Linked DNA regions of Homo sapiens: regions 1 and 2 are each linked to region 3. The links are chromatin loops, found by intact Hi-C in ENCODE. Cell type or tissue: B cell. All regions are shown on one strand. Links, peaks and the distances in the headings refer to the core of each region. The heading gives the core; the rest is flanking DNA.

The links. Hi-C counts contacts between places; a loop is a spot of excess contacts. Peaks named below come from ENCODE experiments on the same cell type or tissue, not always from the same donor. Only the 100,000 strongest peaks of a DNase experiment are listed, where the experiment ranks them.
Region 1: a loop joins it to region 3, with 7 times the contacts of the local background. A loop is called at or near these places in 3 of 110 quality-filtered maps.
Region 2: a loop joins it to region 3, with 8 times the contacts of the local background. A loop is called at or near these places in 4 of 110 quality-filtered maps.

Annotation. Positions count from the first base shown.
Region 1 is chr20:19,931,299-19,937,801 of GRCh38, forward strand. RIN2 (Ras and Rab interactor 2) reads left to right here. Exons shown (of 13, transcript NM_018993.4): 4 at 3,801-3,901. Among named protein-coding and RNA genes, the nearest start is that of NAA20, 83 kb to the right of the region's middle. In B cell, for the core only: no CTCF peak of the experiment used is centred there; a DNase peak (open chromatin) is centred at 3,753; H3K4me3 peaks cover 1,067 bases; H3K27ac peaks cover 1,035 bases.
Region 2 is chr20:19,824,875-19,831,377 of GRCh38, forward strand. All of the region lies in intron 2 of RIN2 (Ras and Rab interactor 2), which reads left to right. Among named protein-coding and RNA genes, the nearest start is that of RIN2, 70 kb to the left of the region's middle. RefSeq lists a silencer at 3,547-3,716. In B cell, for the core only: CTCF peaks have their summits at 3,634 and 3,839; a DNase peak (open chromatin) is centred at 3,507; H3K27ac peaks cover 1,453 bases.
Region 3 is chr20:19,703,868-19,710,370 of GRCh38, forward strand. The region is part of intron 15 of SLC24A3 (solute carrier family 24 member 3); the gene reads left to right. Among named protein-coding and RNA genes, the nearest start is that of RIN2, 51 kb to the right of the region's middle. In B cell, for the core only: no CTCF peak of the experiment used is centred there; a DNase peak (open chromatin) is centred at 2,804; H3K4me3 peaks cover 888 bases; H3K27ac peaks cover 996 bases.

The DNA of each region.
Region 1 (6,503 bases), core at 647-5,646, 230 kb after region 3:
TATTTTATTTTTAAAAAAACTTTTTATAGAGACGATCTCACTATGTTGTCCAGGCTGGTCTCCAACTCCTGGCCTCAAGCAGTTCTCCCACCTTGGCCTCCCAAAATGCTGAGATTACAGGCATGAGCTACCACATCTGGCCTAATAATATATTTTAAAACCTAACATAGACGAAATAGTATTCTTTCAACATGTTATCAATATAAACATTATATGGATACATTTTATTTGTTAATTTGTTATGTCATAGTTGTACATATTTTGGGGTGTACAGGTGATATTTTAATATGCAATATGTAATGAGCAAATCAGGGTAACTGGGATATCCATCCATGTATCTTTTTCCTTGTGTTGGGAACGTTTGCATGGTTTTAAACTTCACATGCTGTATATAATGCTTCTCGATTTGCCTTTTTTTTTTTTTTTTCTGCTTTCAAAAAAAGCCTTTTGGGCTTTTATGTTTATACATGTGTTCATACATACAGTTCTGGTTCATTAATTTTTAACTGCTATGTAGCATTTTATACTCAATTAATGTATCCATTCTCCTCTTAATGAACCCTTAGGTGTTCTCACAAATAATGGTGCAACAAATATTCTTGCAAAGGTATCTTTGGGCCCACGTGCAAGTTTAGTCTCTAAAGTACACATATAGGTTTGTGTATCTTTAACCCTACAAGATGTTGCCAAATTGCTTTCCAAAGTAGCTCTGGGGGTAATATTCCTCCAGCAGTGTAAGAGGTGCCATGGTTTGAATGTCACCTCTAAAACTCATGTTGAAATTTAATTGCCATTGTAACGGTCTTAAAAGGTGAGACCTTTAACAGATCATTAGGTCATGAGGGCTCTGCCCTCACAAATGAATTAATGCCGTTATCTTGGTAGCGGGTTAGTTTTCAAAGACGTGGTTTCCTGACAAAAAGAATGAGCTTGGCCGATTTCCTCTCCCTGTCTCCACTCACTTCTGCCTTCCGCCACGGGATGACTCTTACCAGATGCCAGAGTCATGCTCTCGGACTTTCCAGCTTCCAGAACCATGAGCCAAATAAACTTCTGTTCTTAATAAATTAGCCAGTCTGTAGTATTCTGTTATAGCAACAGGAAACAGAGAAAGACAAGGGGGATCCTGTTTTCCCACATCCTAGAGTATTTGGCATTGTCAGACTTTTTAAAAAAACTTTGCCACAGAGATATGTATAAAATAGGATCTCCTAATCATTTCCTCTCTCGAGGCCCCAGTGCTTCTGGAAGCTCCCCCTCTGGTCCTTACTGCAGTCACAGGCACCGAGGGGATGGATCAAGCATGAAGGGCTTGGCTGGCTTCCCTTCTTCTGACCTCTAAGTCCTGGGAGTGTCCAGAGCTATCTGCTGGGCCCCCTTCTCCATCGACCTCTCTCCTTAGATAATCTCTCCCTGCCACAGTGCTTTAGAATGCCAGCCACACATGCCAGTGACTTCCAAACAGAAAAATCTCCATCCAGAGTGTCAGAAGCTACTTCACAGATTTATTTGATGGCTGATAAACAACTGAAATAAATTTAATCTGCCCGAAGTTCAATGCAGTTTCCCCCTCAAGTCTAATTCTTCCCCATTGCTCCCATCTCAGTCAAGGGCAATGCCATTTATTAATTGCTCAAACCAAACACTTCGGAGCCATCCTTGATTATTCTCTTTCTACCACCCCCACATTCAATCCATCAAATTATATCAATTTCTATGTCAAATTGTTCCTAAATTCCCCCGTTCTTTCTAGTTCCACCACTACCACCTCGGTCCAAGCTGCATCATCTCTTGCCTAGACCACTGTAGTTGCTCCTAACTGGTCTTCCTGTTTCTCATCTTGCCCTTTCCAACCACCTCAGTGCCAAGGTGATCGGTTTAGACCATAAAACAGATGTAAAATGGCTTTCTCCTACTTAAGGCCTTCCAATGGTTCTTATCATGGAAGACTCAAGGTGGTGAATACCATGATCTACAAAGTTGGCAAGATCTGATCCCTGCCTGCCTCTCCTCCTGCACACCTTCCTGGCCTCCAGAACTTTCTCTCCATGTGGAGGGCTCTTCCTTTGATCTTTTCATGGCATTCTTGTCATTCAAGGCTCTATCGCTTAAAAAAGACTTGCCCTGACCAACCCGCCCTGATCTGTTTGGCCCCTTTGTTGCTCCCACAGCATTACCTTCACCTGTCTTCATTCTGGAACTGCTCAGTGCTTGGTTCTGGTGTCTTTCTGCCCCACCAGAATCTCATCTCCATGAGAACTGAGATCTTCTCAGCTCCACTCCCCATTTGCAGTACCTGGCATGAAGCGGGAGCCCATAAAAGTTTGTCGAAATAGTGAGTGAATAGATGGGGTCACATTTTAGAACAAGCTTTAAGCGCAAGTGAAGTTTCCCTCCCAGAGTCTGGGTGGGATAAAAGCTACCTGAGACAAGACAACATTTCTCTTTAGTGAGAACAGTGCTCAAATTTCTTAGCCTCAGGACCCCTTGATGCTCTTTAAAATTATTATTGTTGTTGTTATTTTTTTGAGATGGAGCCTCACTCTGTCGCCCAGGCTGGAGTGCAGTGGCATGATCTTGGCTCACTGCAACCTCCATCTCCTGGGTTCAAGTGATTCTCCTACCTCAGCCTCTGGAGTAGCTGGGACTACAGGCACGCACCACCACGCCTGGCTAATTTTTTTGTATTTATGTACAGATGGGGTTTTACCATGTTGGCCAGGCTGGTCTTGAACTCCTGACCTCAAGTGATCTGCCTGCCTCGGCCTCCCAAAGTGCTGGGATTACAGGCAAGAGCCGCTATGCCTGGCCAATGCTCTTAAAAATTATTGAGGATCCCAAAGAACTTATGTTTGTATGGATCATATCTATAAATAGTTGCCATCTTAGAAATTAAAATGAAGGAATTTAATAACGCTTATTTTAAAACAATAATGGACCTGTTACCTGTTAATGTAAATAACGTTTGTATGGAAAATTACTATGTTTTCAAAAAATAGTGAGCAGAGTGGCACCCTTGAGAACAGCCACTGTACACTTACAGTGCCTAGTACGCGCCAGGAAAGACTCTGTTGAATGAGTGAATAGGAGGGTGAAAGATTTTAGACCAGCCTGAAGGGTCAGATGCAGGTGCATGGATAGGTGGGGATCTGAGATGGGGCCGCCTTTTCCCCTAGATGGCCCTGGGGCCCACTCCCCTCCTCCCCACTCATCCACCCCAGCCTCACTCAGTCCTTTCTCTTCCCTTTCCCCAACAATCTTCTCTCCACAGCAGTGCAAAGAATAGAACAAGAAATCATTTTGATGTCGTCAGAAATCAATATGTAAGCTGGATATATCTTTTAAATAAACTCATTTCTATAACAAAATAATCATTGTATGAATTTCAGTCCTTCAAAGGGGGTTCCTTTGGAGGGTTTCCCTTGCCAAATGAATATTGAGGCCCGGTTTTGCCAGGATGTATTTATTCCCGTCTATATTCATGTTGAGAAAGCTAACTGGGTGTTATATTATCTTCCTTATTACAATACTGAAACCTAACAAACTGGGTGTCATATTCTTTTCCTTATTACAATACCGAAACCTAAGTTCTTCCCCTTTCTAAGGAGAAGCTGCCTCCTCCCCCTTTATTTTTTCCTCTGGCTAGAGGAAATTCACAGAGCCAAGATTAAAAAAAAAAAAAAAGAAATAGAAAAAGATGGTCATCTCTGTTCCTATTGAAAAGCCTGAGTTCCCCGGGCGCTGTGGGCATGCCACGCCTCTCCACTTCCTGACGTCATACTATTTTTGTCTTTGAATAGCTCATTGACACAATTGCCTCGGAGATCGGAGAACTGAAACAGGAGATGGTGCGGACAGATGTCAACCTGGAAAATGGCCTGGAACCCGCTGAAACCCACAGGTGACCAGAGACACGGTTAGGTGATGGGTGCGAGAAAGGGATCGAGTGAACCCTGGCACTGCCAAGGGCTGACTTGCAGTCACTCCTCAGAAGTCTGGGAGCTGGGAGTGTGGTAGCAGCTCTAGATGAAATCCTCTGTAGGAGGTGGGAGTGGCCTAGGAACTAGTTGTCTGCTTGTTTATTTTAATCACTTTGAAGGCACTTGAACTTTATACTCTCTCAATTCCTCCTGGCACCAGAACCCGGAAACCTAAAATTGTCTGTGCCATATCCACCTACTCCCAATGATGGAAACAGTAATGCAGCAAGATCCAGCGTGTGCAAAGTAGAATTCAGTGTAGCCGTGTGAGTCTCCAGAAGGCTTACAGGGGAGCAGCTAAAGAGGATGGACTCATTTTGCATTCTCAGGTCAGAGAAAAACCCCAGCAGTCTCCAAAAAACCATTAACCTGAAAAGCCGTGCAGTGATTGGAAACTGGATGTGGTTGTAAATTCGATACAAAGGGAAGGCGGCGTGCTGTGCTGTTGAAGGCGATACCTGTGCACATACTGCACACCGTCTGAATAGGAGGCAAGGGACTGGTCTGTACCTGGAGAAAGGGGGTGCAAAGGTCGGGGGGTGGTGGGAAGTTGAAGGTGACTTCTTCCAACTTTGATGCTAACAAGATAACAATATAATGGCTATAAAAAGACACAGACACTTCGTGCCTTAGAGGCCAGATTTGTTAACAGCTTCCCCTTTCTCCCAGAAAGTGGGGCTGAGCCTGCCTGGAGCAGTGTGAGGCTGAGATTTATGGAGTAGGTTTTGCCTGCAAGTCATGCAACAGGCAGGCCAGCCAGATGGTTCTGGTTGTCCAGGCAAGTTTCAAACCAGCCCGACTAGTTCCGCCATACGCTGACGGGAGAGAGCAACATCCCAGGGAGGCACTTGCAGCTGGAAGGTGGTACTTTGATACCCGATGTCTCTGGGGGAACAGCACTCACCCTTAATTCTCTGTGCCTTCCTTTCCTTTCCTTCTCTACAAAACGATGGGGGTGAACCAGATGGTCCCCCTGCTCCTTGCAGCACACCCAGCATTCTATGATTGTTCTTGACCTCAGTGTGAAAGTCTTATTTTTTCCCCATAAACTAGACAAATGCACAATGATTTTCAGGTAGTGACTCTCTGCCTCACCTCCAGAGTAGTTTCAAACATCGTGGAACTTTAGCCAGGGAATTTCTCTATCCTGTGCCTTGTTGAGCTAAAATTTAATTGGGAGTCTAGGCTGATAACAACAGAAAAGAGAGCTTTGGTAGCACTGATTTCTTTCATAGCCAGGAAAGGCGGCTCTGTGAGATCAACCCCAAGCTCCACAGATGACAGACACCCAGACACAGAGCGGCGGAAACCTTTCCCCTGCATATAAGCACAGGGGATTTTGGGGGTGTGAGAAGGACGTTCTGAACATGTGAGGGGCCCTCAAGATCTTGTTTTCTGACTCCGGTGGGTATTAGAGTGAGAGCTGGGTGGTTGCTTAATCTTTAACATTTCCTTCCATCTTTTCCTTTTCAGAGGTAAGAATAACTGTAAGCAGTCCACAACAGCCTTTTTTCCCAGATGAATGTCACTTTGAATGCTATGTTGCTTAATTCATGAATTTATACATTTGCAAAGGCATTTTATTTGGCTTTTTTTTAACAGAAAAGAAAGAGGAAAAAGCAAGATGAGTTGTCTTTATTTAACAATATAGATCATGTTGGCCATGTGGCAACACTGTTCATATTAAACTACTGTTCTAAGTCGCTTATAGCGACTAACTTACGGAATCTTCCTAGCACTTCCAGGAGGGAAAGCTCTTTAGGGCCTGCATTTGACTGATGTGGAAACTGTGTGCTGTGGGGAAAAAGCTACACAGTTTTGGCTTCTGTGCTGGAGTGTCTTGCTGATTTTTTAGAAGTAGTGAGTTTGGTTTTAATTTCTCCATTTTGTCCAATGGAGCTGTCAGGAGGGCCAGTTCAGTTATTTCTAAGATCAAGGAAAAGCATAGCTGTGGCCACAATTCAGCCTGGCACAGAGCAGCAGCCAAAGGGGAGAGGAGGGAAGAGGAAAGCAGACCAGTAGGTAGCAGAGTTGCTTTCAGCAAAACCCCTGGAGAAAGAAGTGGCGAGCACCGCCCGGGCCCCTGGCTCTGCACGTCTGACGGCTGCAGGAAATGCACCGCCGTCAGCTTCCTCTGCAGCTTCGTACTCTGTGAGTGTGAGCTGGGATAGGGAGTCGCCTATCCCACCACAGCCACCACGAAATGTCTATGGTTCCTTAGTTGATGGAATACCAGATTAAGCACCAAGCTAGTCCCTAGGTTAGGAATCACTATTACTCTAGCTGTGTTAGTGTTTGGTTGCTCTTTCGTGCTTAATATTGAGATAACCTTGATCTTTAACTTTGTCTTGTGCCATGGACTCCTTCTCTGAATAATCTTTTGAATGCATAAAATAACATATATAGGATGTCATGGGAAAAACAATTACAGTGAAGTCCAGTGATCAGAATGTTTCAGTGTGTGTTTCAGCATGTGCTTCCATGGCATAGGTGCTTCTGTTTTACATGTGACAGATAGGCATA
Region 2 (6,503 bases), core at 1,068-6,067, 120 kb after region 3:
GCTGATCCACCCAGATCTCCTCCTCTAGCCATGGTGGGAGTTGAATGTGATGGCTCTCAGTGGCCCTCTTCTCCAAGGCCTGCTCGAGGCCACGAGAACCTCTTCACCCAGGACACACTCAGACATACTGACTGGCACCAAAGCATAACAGTCAGCATGGCCCGCCTTGTCACCAGTGGGATAACTGTGGGGTATGAGTCATGCTCTCAAGATCCCTGGGGATGAGACCAGGCTAGACTTTCCCTGCAACCACTGGCTTGATCTGCTCTTTCTCCTTTCCTACCTGCCTTCCTCACTTCCATACAAGACCCTCCCTATATGCCTTGTGCATCCCAATATGCCTTGTGTAGTTAATCTCTACTTCAGGCTCTGCCTCTAGGAAATCTGATCTAGGACTAAACCTTTCTTGACAGCCCTGCTACCTGGTTGATGTCCTAGGGTCACCCAGCGGTCTGAGGCCCTCTGCCTCCAGAGCAGTCCATGCCATGTGTGGGCAGCTCTGATCATTAGATAGGTCTTTCTTAGCTTGAGCCAGGCAGATGGAGCCTCGCTTTCAGAAGACAGCTCTCCTGCCCTACTCCTCTCCCCTTCCCAGTCCTCTCTTAAACTAAACTTTTCTAGGCCCTTCAGCTAGGCCTTTTGTGGCCAGGTTCCTGTTCTCTCACTTCCTGGGTTCTTTCCTTACCTCAATCCAGTGTTGCAAAATCCCACCATAGGTGCTCACTTAAGCTGAGCCCTTCATTCTCACTGAAGGTTGAGGACACTCAGAATAGGACTTCCACCAATACGGATACTGCCTTGGATAAGCCCAAATGCTCATCAGGGATTTGGGCAACTCTGTCACTGAGCTTCAAACAAAAGATGCTCTCACGTGTGTTTCTAGTAGGCTGCACCTTGCCTCAGTGCACCCTCAAGCGATGTTTTCTGTAACCCCACTCACAGGATTTTGCATTTATTTCTGCTACTCTCATTTGTGAGCCTGTTGTCTCAGCCAGTTGAGTTGTATTTTGTATCCTAATTATTTCATCTGGTCCTATCTTTCCAAAGCATGTTACAACAATGATTGTAGGTATAGCCCTGAAGATTTTTAGCTGGAACTCAGATTAGCATTTTGTGATAATTTTATTTCATTTTTCAATTCTTATGAATTCAGTTTATAGCATAAAAGTATGATTTATAGTCAATCTTTGTTGCTCATGCTAATATATGCATTATTATGGTTAATATTTTTAACAATAACTTGCAAAGTGCTTTGCATGCATTTATTTAGTATGCTGTTAATTTCTAAACAATGTACTCTGTAAAAGGAGGTGAGTGACTATTTGCATGAATACATTTTATCTTGACCTTAGTAAACCAGGATTTTAAAAAAATTCTAATAATAAATAATTATGAGAATAGCTAGCATTTATTAATCATTTATTATATTACACACATTGTGCTAAGAAGTGCTTTTTCATGAACTATTTCATTCAATACCCATTTTACAGATGAGGAAACTAAGGCACGGGTAACTAAGTAACTGCTCAAAGTCACACTCTTAGTGATTCCCTGGGGTGGCCCTTCCCTGTTTTCATAGTCATGGAGCCATAGCAAGGATGTAATTAGCACATCATATCCATTAGCTTCTTCTGCTATAGATTCAAGTTGAAAAGAGAGTAAATTTAAGGAAAATTCACAATCCTGTCTGATAGTTGGCAGCAAGCATTGGGAAGGCAGTACATGAATGACTGGTGTTTAGGAAACACTGATTTATAAGATTTGTCATTCTCTCTGCTTTAAGTCATCTATTAGCTTAACCTCTGTTCAATCCTTATCCTGGTTTAACTTCTTAGCAAACATCCTGCGCAGGACAGGCACGGAGGGAATCTTGGGGCCTACTCCTGTTTGGTGGCAATCCATCAACTGTGGCTCCTGTGTGCAGGCATTTAACTATTTTCTTGTCATCCTCTTAGGCACAAATTTTTTTCTTGCTAAAAAGGTGTCATTATTTGTCAACTCCCTATTTGAAATTCAGATCCATGCAACAGTTTTTTTCTAATTTTATTTTTGTTATTGTTGGTGGTGGTGGTGGTGGTTTTTCTATTCGTTTGGTTTTGGGTTTTTTTTTTTTTTTTTGAGACAGAGTTTCGCTCTTGTTGCCCAGGCTGGAGTACAGTGGTGCAATCTAAGCTTACTGCAACCTCCGCCTCCTGGGTTCAAGTGATTCTCCTGCCTCAGACTCCCGAGTAGCTGGGATTACAGGCATGTGCTACCATACCTAGCTAATTTTTGTATTTTTAGTAGAGATGGGGTCTCGCCATGTTGGCCAGACTGGTCTCCAACTCCTGACCTCAGGTGATCTGCCTGCCTCGGCCTCCCAAAGTGCTGGGATTACAGGCGTGAGCCACCACACCCCGCCTTTTTCTAATTTTCTAGTCTAATAGCCCTGCGAAGTACATAAGGAATATGGCTAAACTGACATAGCTTGTCTTGGGAAACCCAAACTGGACCCTGGGCTTGACCACGTTTTGGCTAAGATACACCATCTTGCAAAGAATTCCAAGAGCAATCATCTCTCAAATGGCCCTGGAGCCCACAGCTTCATAGCTGGAGAAGTCTACTGCCTTCTCTGTTTTTGAAGCCAAGGACCAACATTATCTACCAGCTTTGTCCAGCCCTCTTTAATTCTCCTGAGTGCTTGAAGGTGATCACAAATAATCTCACATGCATTTAACTTATAACCATAGTGTGGCAGTGAGTCCTCCAGATTGGAAAAGAAAATGCCTATAGAAGATCCAGGTACGCCCTTATGACCGCCAAATTGACTTCAGGATCCAGTCCCGCTTTTTAATGCTGGTCTCCTCTTCCTGTCTTACAGCCTTTAGGTGTTCAGCTGATGTAAATTAATTGCTCCCATTGTCAAGGACTTTAGTAGGTTTGCTTTTCTTTTTTTCTTTTTTTTTTTTTTTGCTGCTAGTCAACCACATTGTGTTCCAAAAGTACCTTTAAAAAGGTATTTTATGGTTTTATTTAGCTTTGTTTTATTTGTAAAATACCCTTCTCCTGGGCTGTAGGCTTCTAGGCATTATTCACACAGATCCAGCACACTGTTTGGGGTACACTTAAGCCTCTAGAGCCCTTACCCATATTTGCATGCTGCCCAGCTGTGAGTTCATTGCAAAGGTGCAGACTCACCTGCTTGTGATACCTCTCCCTCTTAGCTACTGACTTATTTGTGGTGTCAGAACCCCATTTTCAAGAACTTCCCATTCTGTTTGATGGGAACGAGGGCACTTTTTATAGACTCCAACTCACCTTTAAACTTTGTGAAATCTCTGTTTGTAAACCACAAAATTTATCAGCACAACTGAGTTTCCCATTCCTAGCTTTTGTGAACATAAGGATGACATAAGAATTTCCTCTTACAATGCCTCTCACTTCCACTTCCCCAATCAGTTCCTCCCCGTGAATCGGAAGTAAGTTGAGAATAGCAGCTCCACCCACAGCTTTCTGATCCTTCTGAGGGCTGAATCTGCCCACAAGTTAGGTCAAGTGTGTGTCAGAAATGGTTTTTATCACAGAGACACTATGAGAATATGTGCGGACAGCTGAGTCTGCCACCTGTCTTTCTGCCTGATTTCTGCAGCAGGAATGAATCACTCACTTCCTGCGTTGATGGTGGCTGTGGCATCCTGTCATCACAGTAGCCCTTTTATTCTATTCCTCCATTCATCTCCATTATCTTCTAATATGAAAACCATTATGTAGGTGCATAGATTTATTTGTCCTTGACTTAACAGAGACAGCTTAGTACTCTCCAAAAGAAAAGAAAAAATATGTTTCTTATGAATGGAACATGATAAAATATGCCATCTCTTGGTTGCATTCTAACCGAGTGTCCCATTCCCTGTGATCTTGCTGACTCCTAGGAAGTTCTGCAGAGCTGATCATTTCCTCCACCATCCTAGGTCCATTTTTGCTTGTTCTGCTCTGTATGATCATTGGGATGGTCCAACCGGCTACGTCGTCTGAGGCTCCCTTTGCTAACTGGCTTCCTGCTAGGCTTGGTTTGGCTCATGTGAAGCCCTGGTTGATAGGGTGGGTGGAAGGAAAGGAAAAGCCAGGGCATTTCACCACGTTTAATATACTAATGATTCAAATTTGTGCCTCAGCAAACATGCAGATTACCTGGGATCCTCAGCAGAGAATAATAGCTACCTCTGGAAATAGTAGGCTCATGAATGCTAAGAGGCTACTGAAATTGCCACCTATATGATGGGACGCTTTGGGTGAGAGGTTCATGGAGGTTCTGATTGATTGGGTTCTTGAAGAGTACATGAGCATTTTCCTGGCAGATCTACTCATGACAGACATCCCAGGAAGACAGAAGAGAAGATGAGCAGTTATGGAAACCCAAAGTTGTATGGCGTGCTTGCAAATTGGATTAACTTATTAATTTGTAGGACTTTGGGGGCATGATAGGAGATGAAGCCAAAAAAAGAAAAAAAAATGGATTGAATCCAGTATATGAAGGACCCTCTGTAATAACTATGCTTTCTCCCAGGGGTGAGTTCACAGGAGCAACAGAGAGCTCTAGAGTGAGGAGGGTGGGAAGAACAATTTTGTATATCATCTACGTTGTATACTGGGCTTCTATAGGCTGTTGTGTTTGATGAAAGTGTGCCGGCTTAAAAAGTTCAAAAATCCACTGTTGTGACTATAGGAAATGTATTGGTCAGGGTTTTTAGATGCATACTAGAGAATCGCCTCTAGCTGGTTTAGGCAGGGAGGGGTACTGAGGAACAGAGTTCCCAAAGTCAAGGGATGGATCAAGCAGTGGGGTTTAGGCTGGGCTTCCCAAGTGACTCCCAGAATGGCCCACCAGAATCAGCCCACCAAGGGGTTGGCCACTACGGAAGGGGTCAGGAAGCTGCTGAATTGGGAGACCCCCTCAGGGCTGCTGCTCAGAGCAACTCCAGCTCTGCCATGGCCCCTGACCACAAAATGATGCCCCTGACTCTGTCTCATTCCCTGCATCACTCAGTTCCCAACAAAGCCTTGTGGGAGCCCATCTGCGTGGTAGAATCTAAATCACGTAGCCATATCCCAGCAGCAAGGAGGCCAGAAAATGAGGTTTCTGTTGTCTTATTTTTGCATCGTATGTTGGAAAGACAGAAATTATCCTGAACGACACTATCAAAATACGGATTGTGATCAAAAGATTTGGGGGATACCCAAATGATAGCAGTCCACCTCAGGAAGACATATTTTCCAAAGGAAGGGAGAGTAGGATGAAATTTGCATTTTAAAATATCATTTTTATGAAACCATTTGTTTTTTAGCCAAGGCCAATCCTGATGACTGTGTGAGGTCATGAGACTGCTGGTTTCTCTAACTAGCTTCACATTTTTTTTTACCAAGTTCTCTAAAGCCAAGCTAGCTTTTCATTAACTTTTATGCCAGGCCTCAAATCTTCTTTTACTTACATGGCATGACCTTAGAATCCTTTCTTGGCCTCTCTTTCATGCTTCATTCTTGTGCAGTTTGGTGAAGACCCCCTGCACTCTCAGGTGTAGCATCTTCCTGCCACATGAGGGATACCTTAATAATATGACCATCAGCCACAAGCCTCAGCCCTTTCCAATGTCATGTCCCACAGTGCATAACATACCAGCAAATGTTTATCACAACCTACTCAAGGCCAGTCATTCAGTTTCCAGGACTCTCAATGAGGTTGGGCCGGAATTTCCTGTTGCTGTGGAATAAAGCATGAACAACTGCCACATGATGTGTTGCTAAAATGAATGCAGTATCATTAGCATGGTGGACACTGTGATGCACCACCAGATGCCCCTTAAGGAGGGACTTGTTGCCCGGCTGCTGGGAGTGCTGACCATGGGGAGTCTATAGCTGCCACCAGCCCCTGCAGGGGTACCTTGGCTGAAGGGGGCTGCCTAGGCAAGGGTCATGCCATGCCCAGGGATACCCACATCCAGCGATGACTGATGCTGGTGGGGGTACAATGGCATAGCCATCTCACCCCACCTCGGGACACCCCTATAAGGTTGACTCATCCTGAATCCTGAACCTCATCTCCATGTCCCCGTGTCCACTCCTGCTTCCTTCCCATTCCACAGGCACTGATCCCACGGGCGCTCCTTAATAAGTCTCTTGTACCCTAAACTCTGTCTCCAAGTCTGCTTCTGGGAGACCCCAACCCATGACCATCAGCCTCTTCTAGAAGTACACAGATGCCCCAGCATGCCACACTCCGGGTAGATACTCCACCCTCCCAGGGCACCCAATTCACCTTAGAAATGTGAAGCTGCCAACTGCTCTCAGCAAGGAGATGTCTGGTACTTGGTGCTTGGAAGTAGTTTCGTTCGTCTAAAAACGTAACATAAATTTTTACATTAACATTTTTTAACCTGAAAAAATTGAATTCTAGTTAGTGATATGTATGTTAGAAGTATTTAGTGGGAAGTACAGACATCCAAGTTTTTCTTTTAAATGCACCAAAA
Region 3 (6,503 bases), core at 664-5,663:
GGTTACAGGGGCCCCAACCAAGGGCTTCTTTCTTTCTCTAGCTCATCCTTCAGGTATCAATATAGATGTTGAACTGGGATTTCCCAAGCCTGGACCAGATGTCATGCCTGTGTTCAGCAGTTCTCATCAAAGTGCTTACCTTTACCCCTTGGTCTGAGTCTCCCCCTGGAGAAGTGACCTCCCTGAAGACAGGAACTGTGCTCCTCTATGCATTTATTATTTTGTTTGTGCCTAGCGCAGTGCTTGGCACTTGGAACATATTCCACAAATATTTGTTGGATGGATGGATGGATGGATGGAGAGATGGATGGATGGATGGAGAGATGGATGGATGGATAGATGGATGGAGGAACATGTGTGAGCAAAGAAGAACAGAGCAGTAGGGTGACTTGAGAAGAGAGTAGGGGGGCAAGCACAACAGCAAAAAGAATAGCTAGAATTCACTGAGCATCTACTCTGCACCAGGCACTGTAGGAACACTGTATTCGCATGGTCTCATCTAATCCTTCCAACGCCTATGTAAGGGAATGATTATTCTTTCAACCAGGGCTTATTATGCACCCACTATATGCCAGGAACTTGTCAAGGCAATAGGGATTCAGAAGTGAACAAGGTAGACAAGACCTTTCCTCTTAGAGTATACATTGAGTGGGGAAGGATAGACAGTACATACGTGAACAAATGCCTGATTGCACTAACTTCAGAGGACATCTGCCTTATGCAGATGATGAGTTGAAGTGATGTTTTAGAGAGAGAGGTGCAGATGTCACTCTGTATTTACTGAACAGGAGATTAAGTTCTGTGTGGAGTCATGAGTGACAAGAGCCAGCCATGGGAAGAGAGGGGTGTGTGGCGAGCAGGGGAGCATTCTGAGAAGGAACAGTACTTGCAAAGGCGTCGAGGCAGGATGTGTCCTAGAACAGGAGACATGCTGGGCAGAGGTAGTGCAGAGTAAGGTGGGCAGGGGTCACACTGGGCCACCAAGACTGGTCACAGGGCTCAGGTTTCATGCTAAATCCAATATAGTTCTTAGCTCAGTTCTGCAGATTAGGAAACCAAGGCACAGCGGTTAAATCACACAGCCAGAAAGAGGCAGAGAGGAGTGCTTTCCTCAAAGCACTGACAACTATTGCCAAAGCAAATCATGCCACAGCAGTCACCCATGCATAACTCTGGGCTCAGAGGAGAAATTTCAGACCAGATCCATCCCTGAGTTTGAATCTTTGCTAAAAGACAGGGCAGGGTCTGCTTATTAATGCTTAGGTGGCTTCTTCAACTTTATATAAAGAAGTGAAGAGCTAGAAGGGGAGGAAATTCTGATCCCCAGTTTTCTATCCTAAAAGTACCAACAGGCATAATGGGGGCTGCACTCCTTGCTGTCCTGGGCCATGGTAACTGATATTTCTACAGGGATTTTCTGTCTGATGGTTGGAGGAACCTCTCTGGATCCTTTGTTCAGTCCCTGGTCCCTCCCTGGCTCTCTTTGGGTGTCTTCAAGTGGTCGATTCCTCATGCTCAGCCACACTGGGCAGGGTGGGGGACATCACCATGGAGCTCATGCCGAAATGCAGACGTTATTTGGAAAAATAATCCCAGGTTCATGAAAAAGCAAATCTAGGGCTTATTTGCTTGAGAGCATTTTGATCTGCCCTCTTCTCCACCACAAGCTTTTCCTATGAGAGGCTTTATTTCCAAAACGACACTCAAAAGCCTCTTTCATGTAGCATGGTAGTGACCGCATGACATCTTTCTGCATCTCTGACATCAGAACCGAGCAGCTACTGTGGGTTTAATGGCCCTCCTAACCTCACAAGGGACCTGCCAACAATTTTGAGCAATTTTTTCATCTCATCTAGATGGGATTTCCAAGTCATAATTATCTGATAATTACCATCCGGATGGCTGTTTTGTGCATGGCATTAGGTTTAAGCATTTGGCAGGGAAGGATGAATGCAGTTTTACAGATTTTGACATTTCTTAATACTCTGTGGCTTGCTCAGAAGGCAGCTAGTTACCTAAGTGCCCAAAATAAGAAATCTTTCTAAAAGTCAAAGTTTGGAAAATGAGCACTTCTTGTTCCATTATGGTGATGAACGTCTGTTCCACAAGCTTTAAGAGAGCTGAGAAAGTCACCATGCAGGCTCCAGGAAGCCAGGGCAAAACTCATATTTCTAGCTAGGGCTTAGAAATGTAAAATAAATCTGAGATGCAATGGAGGGAGGGTGTCTGTCTCTCTCTCTCCAAGCAAGAGACCACCAGAGTCCAGAAACAACAGAGACAAAAAGAAGAGCTGTCCAGAAATATTCTCACCCCACACTGTCTGCCTGGTTTATTCTTTCTTTGACAAAGTGTTAATTGAGTGCCTACTATGTGCTATGCTGGTAACCACTGGAGATGGTGCAGTAAGCAAGACAGTCAGAGGCCTATGCTCCTGGACCTACAGCTATGGAAGGAGAGATTTGCACAAGCAATTCCAAAACAAGACGTGATGCCTGCTCTCCTAAGGGCTGCCTATACAGAAGTTTAGGTAGTGTGTGGCAGTGATTGGGGGATCTGGAATGCTGGGGAGGAAATGACAGTTATTCTGAGAATCCAAGATTATCAGGACAAGCAGGTGGAGAGAGGTGAGAAAATTTATTTCCAAACAGAAATAAGAGCTTGTAGAATACCAAGATATGGGAAAACTTGTTGCACTGAAGCACCCAAGGGCTGCTTCTGTGGCTGGGGGGAGTATGGGAGGGGTGAGGAGTTGGGGAACTGAAACAAAGTGGCAGAAATGAAACTAGAGACAGAGAAGCTGCATGGTAAAGGCCATGGTAATGGAAAGAATAAAGGGTACATGAGAAGGAGAGGTACGGTCATGTGTGCCTTTTAGAAAGGACGTTCTGACAATTCCGTAGAGAAAGCACTGGAGCCTGACAAGACTGATGGCAACAAGTTCAGCTACGGGGCATTTGCAGGAGAGAGAGAATAGGGTGATTGGATTAGGATGGTTGTATCTGTTAGCTATGGTTACCCTAATGCTAAGTAACAAAAGGCATGCATCCATTAGCGTATATATCTCAGTCATACCTTTGTGGCTGACAAGTGTGTGGCTGCTCTGGGCTTGGCTGCAGGCTTCATATGAGTCTGCTCCATGTGCCTCTCATTCTCTTTGGACCACTGGCTTCTCAAGACACAGTCTTCTCATGATGTGTCTCAAAGAAGACACATCATGTTTTGCTCTTCTCAAAGCAAGAGCACAAGAAGACGCACCCAGCTTCGGAAACACATTATGGATTCAGGCTCATATCAGGTCAGCTAACACCATTGGCCAAAGAGTATCACACAGCCAAGCCCCAAATCAGGAAGCAGAAAAATGCATCCACCCACCATGAGGCTATGGAAAGTGTGTGGACATAAAACCTATTACAGGGAGAGGAGGTGAGACCAGCAGTTCACTCTGCCTCCACAGTAGCGGTAAAACTGGAGATCAGTGGAAAGCTAAGCAAGAGACTACAGAAAAAAATAACAGGACCTGGCAATTAGTTTAACTTTAGCCCCTAAACAGCTGTTCATGCGGAAGTAAGTCGGGAAAGGCAAGGATTTTGTAAGCTATTGCAAACTTTTCAGGTGTTATTATAACTACGATTGAGGATTTTAGCAAGGCAATGGCATGATTCACTTTACATTTTAAGATTACACTGGATGCTCTTTCTAAATGCATAGGAGGCAAGAGTGGATGAGGGGAGACAGGTCAAGGAGCTGATGACAAAAAGAGATTCTTTTTAAGGAAGAATTAATAAGATTTTCTGACAGTTGTATGGAGAGAATGAGAAGGAGAATAATCATAAGTAACATGTGATTCTTTGCTTGGGCAACTAAGTGTATTGTGATGCCATTCATGGAGATGGGGAGACAAGCTGGGAGATGAGGAACACATTTAAGATGACATACCAAATGTTCCATTTAGGACAAATAAAGTTTGATATGTTTGCGGGTCACCTGAATGGAGATATTAAGTAGGTAGTGGAAATGATAGGTCTGAAGTTCAGAGGCAAGGTCTTGGTTGCAGATATGAATTCGGGAGTCAAGAGCATTAACTGCAAGTAACAACGTAAGAAGGTAAGTGTAGATAGAGGAGAGGGCCTAGAACATGTCGTGATGTTGGATGGGGGAAGAAACAAACATTCACTGAAGGAGACTGAGGAAGGGCCAGCCAGGGACAGGGAGAATCAGAAGAAAGGGGGCCACACAGCCAGAAGAAAGTTACAAGGATGTTGGAGCAGCCAAGTATATCAGACCTTGTCCAAGGTCCTTCTTCTAAGGCCAGCGCTTTCAACCAACCATCACCTCCTCCAAGAAGCCTACCCTCAGCCAAATTTAGTACCTGTATGACAGCATGGGGGTATATTCTATGATGTGTATGCCTCCCCCTTAACTCCCTGAGGGCAGAAACTGTATCTTACTCAACTTGTGCTCCTTAACACCTAGCAGAGGGCTTTCTGTGGAATGAATCAATGAACCCATCAGTTCTTGATGTCTCCCACGTCTTTCATTCTCACCTTGTATGGCAACCATTCCGAATTCAGGCTCCCAGCACCAGGACACTGCTCCCTCTGCTAGAACCAGTCTTCCCTTTTCTGCAAATTCCTTCCCACGCCCCCAGGGACAGTAGGGTGCTGGAGCCAACTCATATAGCCTCCAGAGAAGCTATCATGTGCAGCTCTTCATAGCTTCCTCTGGCGATGCCACGTTGGTAGCTTGAAATCAGCCATGATGGCAGTATTTACACCACGGAAACAGGACCGTGTCAGAAGACCACTGCTAGGGTCTCCTACAAACTATCCCCACAGGACCTAGATAGGTAACTTGGGGATAATGTGGTGATGTCTTAATGAACGAGGCTTCTCAAGGTTATTCAAACAGAGCTCCTGGGAGCAAAAGTATCACCACCCAATCCCCTTGATCTTGACCATTGTGTTTCAGGCTCTATGTTAGGAAAATTAGGTGATGCCTGAGGGAAGGAAGGGTTCTTCCAGATCCTACTGTGGAAGGGCTTACCTGGAAAGCTGAATCAGTCTCTCTGTTCATCACAGTTTAGGTCCCTCAGAAACTATTCATTTCTAAGAGGAGGATCCAGGGTGAAGAGTTTATTGAGGGGGAGCAGTATGAGAGTGGAGAGGAAGAAGGAGGGAAGGCAGCCCACAGCGGCTGTGCTAGCAAGACTATTACCACAGTGGGCAATCAGGGCTGACTCCCATAGTGGGAGCTCTGGGAAACAGAGGACAGCCTCTGTCTCAGAATGACTCCATCCGAGGGGCAAGGGAGCTGGGGGGTTTATTCACCCACTCCTCAGAGTCACTGGTGGAGAACAGCTTCTAGAATTGTTCATTTCTTGGCACTTCTTTGGTTTAGGAGAAAGTCCTAAGGCAACGAGGCAGGAATGGCTGTTGGGAGGCAGCTGGCACCCACCAAAATAGCACCTCAGGGAGATGGGGGGATGTGGGTGAGTACTGCTGGCAGCTGCTGCAGGGGCATCTGTGATTCTTAAAGTTCATTCAGGACTCTTACAAACATGGTAGGCAGACATGGTGAAACCCTGTCCCTACTAAAAACACAAAAATTAGCCGAGCGTGGTGGCACACACCTATAGTCCCAGCTACTCGGGAGGCTGAGGCAGGAGAATCACTTGAACCCAGGAGGTGGAAGTCGCAGTGAACTGAGATCATGCCACTGCACTCCAGCCTGGGTGACACAGCAAGACTCCATCTCAGAAAAAAAAAGTGCTAGGCAGGAAAGGTCCAGATGCACTTCTGAGGGTTCTTAGAGGGTAAAGGGAGGCTTTACCCTGGCTTTCTGCTGTGCCTGGCAGAGTACAACAAAAAGTGAGAATTTAGGGTCCAAAGTCCAACTCTAAATGCAGACCTGACCCCTCACCAGCTTCGTAAACTTGACTAAGTGGTTTAACCTCTCTGAGCCTCAGTTGTCTCATCTTTCAAATGGGGAGAACAAAACCCACTTTGCATATTTCATGAGTGGCCACCAGAACTAAATGCACTATTGTACTAAATGACTAAAGGACTTAGGGATGCAACTGTCATTAAATTGCTTCTTTTCTGTGGGCTGGGTCACTGTCTTACCTCATTTAATTGTTCAAACAAAGAGATTGCCACCCAGTGATATTTTACAATGTAAAGCCACAGCTGGGAACATCCATTTGGAAACTACACCCAAACAAGTGTAAAACTACCCAAATAAGAAAATGTGAAATGACATGCCACATATGTTCCAAGTTAGAAATAAATTAGCAAAAATCCAGGGGCTTCTTATTTTTCCTAAAGGAATTTGTTGGTTGGGTCAAGCTGACCACAAACTAGAGAGAGATTTTAAACTGTAGTATTAGGGAAATCAGAATCTTTTAGGGTGGGGGTGTTGGCTCTCCAAAGGTAATAGGGTTCAAAGAACTGTTTTATGAGCAGCAAGTATGCATGAAACTTGGTATGAATGAGTATCTGTGTCTG